Linked DNA regions of Homo sapiens: regions 1 and 2 are each linked to region 3. A link is a loop called in an ENCODE intact Hi-C map of the cell type or tissue named here. Cell type or tissue: adrenal gland. All regions are shown on one strand. Region 1 overlaps GRAMD1B (GRAM domain containing 1B). Region 2 overlaps GRAMD1B (GRAM domain containing 1B). Region 3 has its middle 34 kb from the start of ZNF202.

Evidence for each region. A loop is a pair of places that touch in the nucleus more often than their neighbours do. Peaks named below come from ENCODE experiments on the same cell type or tissue, not always from the same donor. Only the 100,000 strongest peaks of a DNase experiment are listed, where the experiment ranks them.
Region 1: it touches region 3 in a loop (6-fold over the local background); 88 of 110 quality-filtered maps call a loop at or near these places.
Region 2: it touches region 3 in a loop (4-fold over the local background); 33 of 110 quality-filtered maps call a loop at or near these places.

Annotation. Positions count from the first base shown.
Region 1 is chr11:123,579,636-123,582,135 of GRCh38, forward strand. The region is part of intron 3 of GRAMD1B (GRAM domain containing 1B); the gene reads left to right. Among named protein-coding and RNA genes, the nearest start is that of SCN3B, 74 kb to the right of the region's middle. RefSeq lists an enhancer at 566-1,175. In adrenal gland, a CTCF peak has its summit at 1,097 (motif pointing right); a DNase peak (open chromatin) is centred at 1,125; H3K27ac peaks cover 1,558 bases.
Region 2 is chr11:123,509,867-123,512,366 of GRCh38, forward strand. The region is part of intron 2 of GRAMD1B (GRAM domain containing 1B); the gene reads left to right. Among named protein-coding and RNA genes, the nearest start is that of GRAMD1B, 81 kb to the left of the region's middle. In adrenal gland, CTCF peaks have their summits at 1,554 (motif pointing right) and 1,758; DNase peaks (open chromatin) are centred at 105, 1,012 and 1,525; H3K27ac peaks cover 2,356 bases.
Region 3 is chr11:123,706,714-123,709,213 of GRCh38, forward strand. No RefSeq gene overlaps it. Among named protein-coding and RNA genes, the nearest start is that of ZNF202, 34 kb to the right of the region's middle. In adrenal gland, a CTCF peak has its summit at 1,090 (motif pointing left); no DNase peak of the experiment used is centred here.

The DNA of each region.
Region 1 (2,500 bases), 130 kb before region 3:
TGGGTGCTCGAGGCTCAGCTGGCAAGAGGGTGGATATGGCCTGACAGGGGCATCAGGCTCCCCACTCCCTGCTCCTGCACACTTTTCCATCCAGATTCTGTACACCCTAAGCCTGGCTCTTGAGTAGTTGGGGATGTTCTGTAAGCTCCGAGGTAGGATAAATCATTTGAGTGGGGCAGCCAGGACAGGCGTCAGGGACCAGGTAGAATTCTGAGTGGGGTTTTGGAGATGCTAAAAGGAGACATAATGAAGGGACTGAGAGCTGAGCAGGAATCAGGGGCCAAACTGGGCCTTTTCATAGGAACTGAGGAGGGAGGTGCTGGGGTGAGTGCAGGTCTCCTTTCCCCTGGGAGATTGGGTGGACGCCATGCCCATCCCTGGCAGACACATTCTGAGTTTTCTGACATTGGTTACCCACTTCCCCACCTCATTCTCCCACTGATCATTGCCATCGACACTTGCCCTGCCATCCTTTCAATGGAGTTAAAAGAGGACGGGCTTGTGCCAGGAGGGACACTGTAGCATCCCACGTGGAGCTGGGAGCCATTGCATTGGCCTGGGACGTGCATGTGCAGGACACACAGACTTCAGAAGAGGAACACAAGAACCAGTAGGGGAATTAGGTTCTTTGAAGGCCAGGGCCTGAAGTAGATGGTGCGGCAAAAAGAGGAGGTTCTGGTAGCGGGATGGGGACATGCCCCTCCCCGTGGAACATCTTCTGGGGTTAATCACATGTCTTCCCAGCAAGCCATTTCATAGCTGTTTTTACTGATATTGTTGTAGCTGGTCCACCTCACTCCCTGTCTCCTGGCCACCCCTAGAGGACACCATGCCTTATATTTTTTGGGCAAGCTGGCCAGTGCCTCTGCTTCTCCCTGGGGTCAGGTCCCATGCACGGTGTCTTTCTTCCCTTCTCTGGGCCTCAGTTTCCTCATTTGCTACTATGTAGGCATGGCACCAGGTGATCGCTAAGGCCCGACCCCTCTGGATCCATCATTGTGCTGTCCAGGCCGACCCTCCTAGGTGCAGTCCGGCCCCAGCACTTCCCTCCCAATGAGTTTGTGCTACCGCCCAGCTTCCGCTCTGTAGTGACAGCCTGTGGCCACCAGAGGGAGCGAGGGGCCGTTCTGCCGCTCTCCCACCTGCCCTGAGGGCGCTATGCAGCAGGTGCGGCAAAGCGCGCCTCCTCCCGCCCTGCTGCACACCTCCCCACCGCGGTGCGGGCATCGCGCTGGCGCTGTGGCACTGACCCTTCTTTGACTTTCCTTTTTTTTTTTTTTCAAATCTAATTTTTGTGGTTTTCTTTCCAGTATGACAGACTTAACCTGATCAAAGTAAGAATTGTTTTTTATTTCTAACTCCTACTAAATGTAGAGCTCTCCTAGTCCCTGCCCCCCTACCTCCTCCACACCCCGCACCTTACTTAATCTTCCAGACTCCCGGAGCCTTCGCGGTGGGAGATGTTTCTGGAAACCACCTCCCAGTAACCTGGGTCTGTTTCCAGGGGCCTTGCATTCCTTTAAGTGCTTGCTCTTCAGACCTTCTAGGAAAAATGATAGAAACGAGCATGTCCCCAACAGCTGTGTCTTTGTCCTGACTCCCTTCTTCCTCTTTGGCCAAATCCATGTGTTTATAAGCTGTCAGAGAAGGCTCCACTGCTGCTCCCTGGTTCTGTGCCTTCCTTCCCTCTGGCCTGGTCCTCCAGGTAGGGGCGCTACAGCAAACTAAAGCCAGAGGATGAGGGACGCCCCTTCTCACCCCCAGAGGCCGGCAGCTCCTCTGACTTCCCTGCCCCTGTGGGTCTGGGTCCTTCCCGTCTGGCAGAGCCTTTGGGACTCATTTCCGGGAATGCAGAACCACGGGGATTGAATGTGCCTCTGGGCAGAGTTCAGGGACCCCTGCCCACAGTGGACAGGCTCGGGGGCTGCTTTGGACGTGGCTGGAGGGGGGACCCATTTTTCCTGTGGCCCCTCAGTGGCAGCAGGTAAGAAGCTGCCTGGAGATTGCTGGTTCAGGGCAGAGCCTCAGCACAGTCCTACTCCTTGGTATGTTTCACGTTTCTTTTCAGTTCTTTAGTACATGTTCTTACCCACGCTTTACAAAAGAGCAAACATTAGATATAAGAGCATCACAGATCAGGTTAAAGACAGGACTGGCTTCCCTGCCTGAGGCTGTGTGTGACCCTCACACTTTGTTCCACATAGATTTGGAAGGCACAAGCGCCGATGTGCCAGCCCATGCAAAGGGACCATCTGCTTCTGTCTACCTGGGGCAGGAGGGAGCCCCGTGCAGGAGGAGTCACAGGCATCCGGGGTCCCCCTGTCAGCCCATGTTCCTGTTGCCCCCTTTCCTCCCAGCGTCTTACACGAAGGTCACGGCATTGAGACGAGGAGCTGGGAGCTTGGGAGATGGTTTCTCCGTTGTAAAGCAGGGATCTCGTGACCTGGGTTGCATTTGAGGAAGCACAAGGAGACTGTGGGGCTGCTGGGGCCGGCAGCTC
Region 2 (2,500 bases), 200 kb before region 3:
ATCAGACTGCTCGGAGAGAGCCAGGGGCCTCTGCAGATCCAGCCAGGCTGCCGGCTGCTCTCATGTACCTTTAGACAGAGGCTGTGAGTCTCTGGGAGTGGAGTGGGGGGGTGTGAACCGCCCGCTCCTGGCTCCTGTGTAGGCCTCAGTCAGTCTGAATGTTATTGCAAGGTGAGTGGCTTCACCGGGCGAATTTCTCTCCTTTTGCATTCTCCACCTTGCCGTGCCAGGCTCCGGCTTTGTGGCTCCGGCACTTCCTTGCACAGCACCTTTCTGCTTCCAGCTGAGTGCCTGCACCTTCTTGAGGTTCTCACACCCGCCTGCCCGCCACCAGCTGCTGACCTTCTCCCTTCCTGCTCCCCCCGGCTCTTGCTCATTACCTGCCAGCTGGCCTCTTCCCACATGCCCCCCTCATCCTGACCTGTGGGTACCAGTTGGCGGGGTGATGGGAGGGCAGGCCTCCGTCTTTGTGCCCTCTCCCTCTCAACAGGGGGAGCCTGGGAAGACCCACACTTCGCTCCTGGGAAGAAGTACCAGGCCAGGGGAGGTGCCCCCTGACTCAGCCTCCTGGGAGTCTGTGGAACACAGACAGGAGACAGGGCCCCCCTGCTTGCTGTGGACCTCCAGACTCTGACCTCTTACCCAGAAACTGAGGAAGTCCCAGGGGGCCAGAGAGTGGAAATAGGTGTCTTATTTTCCCCAGCCTTCCAGAGGGGTGGTTTGTTCTCCGTGGGTGGACGTTTGTGACTCTGCCTTTTCTCTCTGGATGGTGCCGCTGCTCCTTAGGCCAAGCAGAGATCATGGAGCCGGCTGACATGGCGACAGCAAAGGTAGGATGGAAATGCTGCCGGCCGCACTGTGCGTAAGTGGCTTCGCTTGGCGAGTTCTGCCTTTGGTTCACTTTTCTCTCTCCTCCTCTCCCTCAGCCCGCCACTCGTGAGCATCCAGGGGCTGTGTCAGAGTGGAGGGAAATGTTGTGAGCACCAAGACCTCAGGAGAGGCGAGGAGGTGCCAGGTCCTACAAAGCACATGCCCCACCTTGGTGTGCTTGGAAGTCGGAGTGGGTGGATGAGGGGTGCAGGGTGGGGGGTGGAGGTATCTGTAGCTTTCATCTGCACTCACTTATATGTCCGTTGTTTTCTTTAGCCTTGCCCTATTTTTTGTTTCTCTTTATCCTGTCCCTTTTTCAGTTATGCCTCTTTTTCACTCTCTCTCTCTCTCTCTGTCTTCTTCCTCTGCTTCTTCTCTGCACTGCATTCCATTTGTGCAACCTCCACACTTTCTTTTCACCTTCTGTTTGCTTCTCTTTTGCTTCTCCCTGTTGTATAAGGAATGGGTGGGGTTGGTGCGGGCTGGACAGTCTTAAAAGCAGAGACTGCCTCTCATCCTGCAGCAGACGTTGGCCTTGGGATTGGAGAGGAGTTTTTATGTGAGTGGCAGATGCTGCCGCTGGCCCCGCCCACTGCTCGCCGGATGCCCCAATGGCAGTGCGGGCCCGGGCACCTCCAGGGAATGGGGCCTGGGTGCTGCGCTGCTCAAACTCTGTGGGCACGCTAGAGGGCGCTCCTGAGATAGCTTTCAAATCTCTCCTGGCTCCTGCTTGCAATTTGAAATTTGCTTTCCTGTGTATTTTTCCAGACAAGGAGTTAGAGCCATTGGGAGTAGATGGGGGCATCTAAGGAGGCTGAGTCTGTGCAGCCCCAACCCCAGCTCCAGTGTGCAGGGAGAGATGTAATCCTTCGAGAATATCTCAGCCCTTCATTTGGGAGCCTTGCTTTTTGGCCAGATGGCAGGGTCTCCTTTCTCTCAGAGATGGAAGACTGGACAAGGCTCAGACTTCTGGAGCAGGTTGGGTATCCTGTGTTGTGTATGGAGGAGAGAATGAGAGAGGAGGCCCAAGCGGCAAGTCTGCTGCCAGCCTGAACCGGCAGGAATGTGTTACAGTGGTTAGAACATGTCTCTGGGAATCATAGAACTTGGTTTTCTGCTCCTCCCAGCCCTACAGGCTGTGTGATCAGATCCGAGTCACTTAACTTCTCTGGACTTCCATCTCCTGGTCTGCACAAAGGTGAAAATTACACACATCTGTTGTTTTAATCAGTTTAGATCTGTCAAATTCTCAGTTTTCTTAGAAAGGAGCCAGAGAGAGCAAACTATAGAGAACAGGTCTCCCTGGACCCATTCTCTCCTCTGTCTCCGCTTCCTCTCTCTTTTCCTTCCTTCCACAAACATCTGAATAGCCCCTTTGAATATGAGGTGGTGCAAAGTGCTTGTACTACCTTGACAGTGGGCAGTGGCGACCATGAAAGCAGGCATCTGCAACTGTGTTTGGATCCCAAACTGCTGCAAGCAGTTTGCTCTCTGGTGGGAACGCTGCTGTCTGTCTTCACCAGGGCCTTGCAAAGCCTCTAGTGAACTAGCTCTTGAGGTTGTAGGTGGTTTGTTATCAACCAGCTGGTTCTCAGGGGATGGTGGTGGCAAGTGCTCTGGAAAAGGTATG
Region 3 (2,500 bases):
GTGGTACGACCTTGGCTCACTGCAACCACCACCTCCCAAGTTCAAGTGATTCTCATGCCTCAGCCTCCTGAGTAGCTGGGACCATAGGCCTGTGCCACCATACCCAGCTCATTTTTGTATTTTTAGTAGACAGGGTTTTGCCACGTTGGCCAGGCTGGTCTTGAACTCCTGATGTTAAGTGATCCGCCCACCTTGGCCTCCCAAAGTGCTGGCATTTCAGGTGTGAGCCACCACACCTGGCCACTTCACATGAATATAATCATACATTATGTGATCTTTAGAGTCTGGCTTCTCTCAATCAATATTATATTTTTAGTGAGATTCATTCATGTTGCTGCAAGTAGCAATAACATTTTGGTCTTCATTGCTGTATAACATTCCACTTATTGCATACCACAATTTATTTATATACTGTACTATTTATGGACATTTGAGTTGCTTCCTTTTTTTGCTGTTAAAAAAATAATTTTCTATGAGCTACTTACCCATGTCTTTGGTTTATGTAAGCACTCATTTCCGTTGATATACACCCAGCAGTGAAATTGCTAGGGCATAGAGTATTTGTAAGGTTAACTTTAGTAGATCCTACCAAGCAGTTCTTGGTAGTACAAGCAGTGCAAGTGCTTGTAACAGTTTACATTCCTCCCAGCAGTGTGAAAGGTTTCCAGTTGCTCAGCTGCTTCACCATCACTGGGTTTTCTGAATTCTTTTCATTTAGTCATTCTAGTGGCAATAGGGTAGTATCTCATTGAGCTTTCAATTTGCATGTTCCTGATGACTAAAAATGTTGATTACTTTTTCCTGCGCTTTTTGTCCATTTCGATATCCTCACTTGTGAAGTGCCTATTCAGGTCCCTTGCACCTCAAAAATGTTAGCTATTATTTTGTATCATACTAATTGTGCTTTTAAGTTATCCGTATATCTATCTACTCTCCAAATAGATGATAAGCCCTTTGATATGCAAGGTCTGTGCGTCACTCATTTACGAATTCTTAGTGCCTAACGTAAGACTCATGTTATACATTCGTTGAATACATTGTCAAACGTCTAGGACTCAGCAGATCATGGCAAAATGTCGCCATCTGGTGTCTGCAGGGAATGAGATGTGGAGGATGCAAAGCCAGCTGGCTGGATAATTCATTGTTTTCCATGTGAGCTTTCTCTTATGTACGATTTAAAAAATATGTATATATTGCAAATTGCCTCTGCATACTTGATTTTAAAAATATTTTCTATATGTACTTTCATTTTTAAAAACTCAATTTAAAGTGCAAACTTGTGGAACAGAAAAAGTTCCACAATGACTAAATTCTTTACTAAACAATTACTAAACAATTCACTAAACTAAATTCTTTAGTAATTGTTTACATTTTCAAGAGTTGGGTGCTGTATTCATAGATGAAACAATAAGTACTTACTATATTCTAGTCCTGAAGTTTATTCAAGAGATATAAGGTGCTCATAGGCTAGTAAGGAAGAAACAAAAAAATCAGCCTGGAGTATTATAATAAATGCCTTAAAATAGGTGTTTGTTCGTTCATTCGTTCACTCACTCATTCATCATTCAACATATATTATTGAGCATTTATTCTGTACCAGGCATTGTCACAGGTACTATAAACCCAAACGTGTGTGTCCTAAAGTGTGACTGCTCTAAGAAAACCTATAGTAAAAATATATATATAATTTTTCAAGGATTTGGAACTTTGGTATATTTTCCTTTGAGTATAAGCTGCTGTAGACGGTAGGCCATGTGAGACCCCAGCTTCTATTAGGGTTACACATAGAACAAGATGGCCCTAGTTGAAAATACTTTTCCATAAAGTGTACTGAGGTGGGGAGGAGGTGGCGAACTTCACTGCTCTTCTCAACTCTTTCTTCCCTCTACTCACTGCTCCTCAATCCACCACCAAGACAAATGGTAACAATGGATTGATCAGGTTTATTTGTTTGTTTTTTGAGACGGGGTCTTGCTCTGTCACCCAGGCTGGAGTGCAGTGGTGTGATCACAACTTACTGCAGCCTCAACCCCAGGCTCAAGCAATCCTCCTACCTCAGCTTCCTCAGTAGCTAGGACTACAGGCATGTGCCACCATGCCCAGCTAATTAAAACAACATTATTTTGTAGATATGGGGTCCCCACCATGTTGCCTAGACTGGCCTGGAACTCCTGAGCTCAAGCGATCCTCCCACCGCAGCCTCTCAAAGTGCTTGGATTATAGGTGTGAGCCACCGTGCCTGGCTTGATCAGGTTTAGAAACATTGTAGTGCCCATGGGTAAAGTCTCTGTCCAGGTTACAGGCTAGAGCTCACATGGGCGTGACCTCCCAGTCACTGTCACACTGTTGGAGGACATAGGCTGGGGTGGCAATACGCTTCTGATAAAGGCCAGTAGTAGGTGTCTTAGGCTGGCAATATTTTAAGCACTGGGAGATATGATACTGCACCTTTCCTCTTATACTTTTTTTTTTTTTTTTTGAGACAGGGTCTCTACCACCC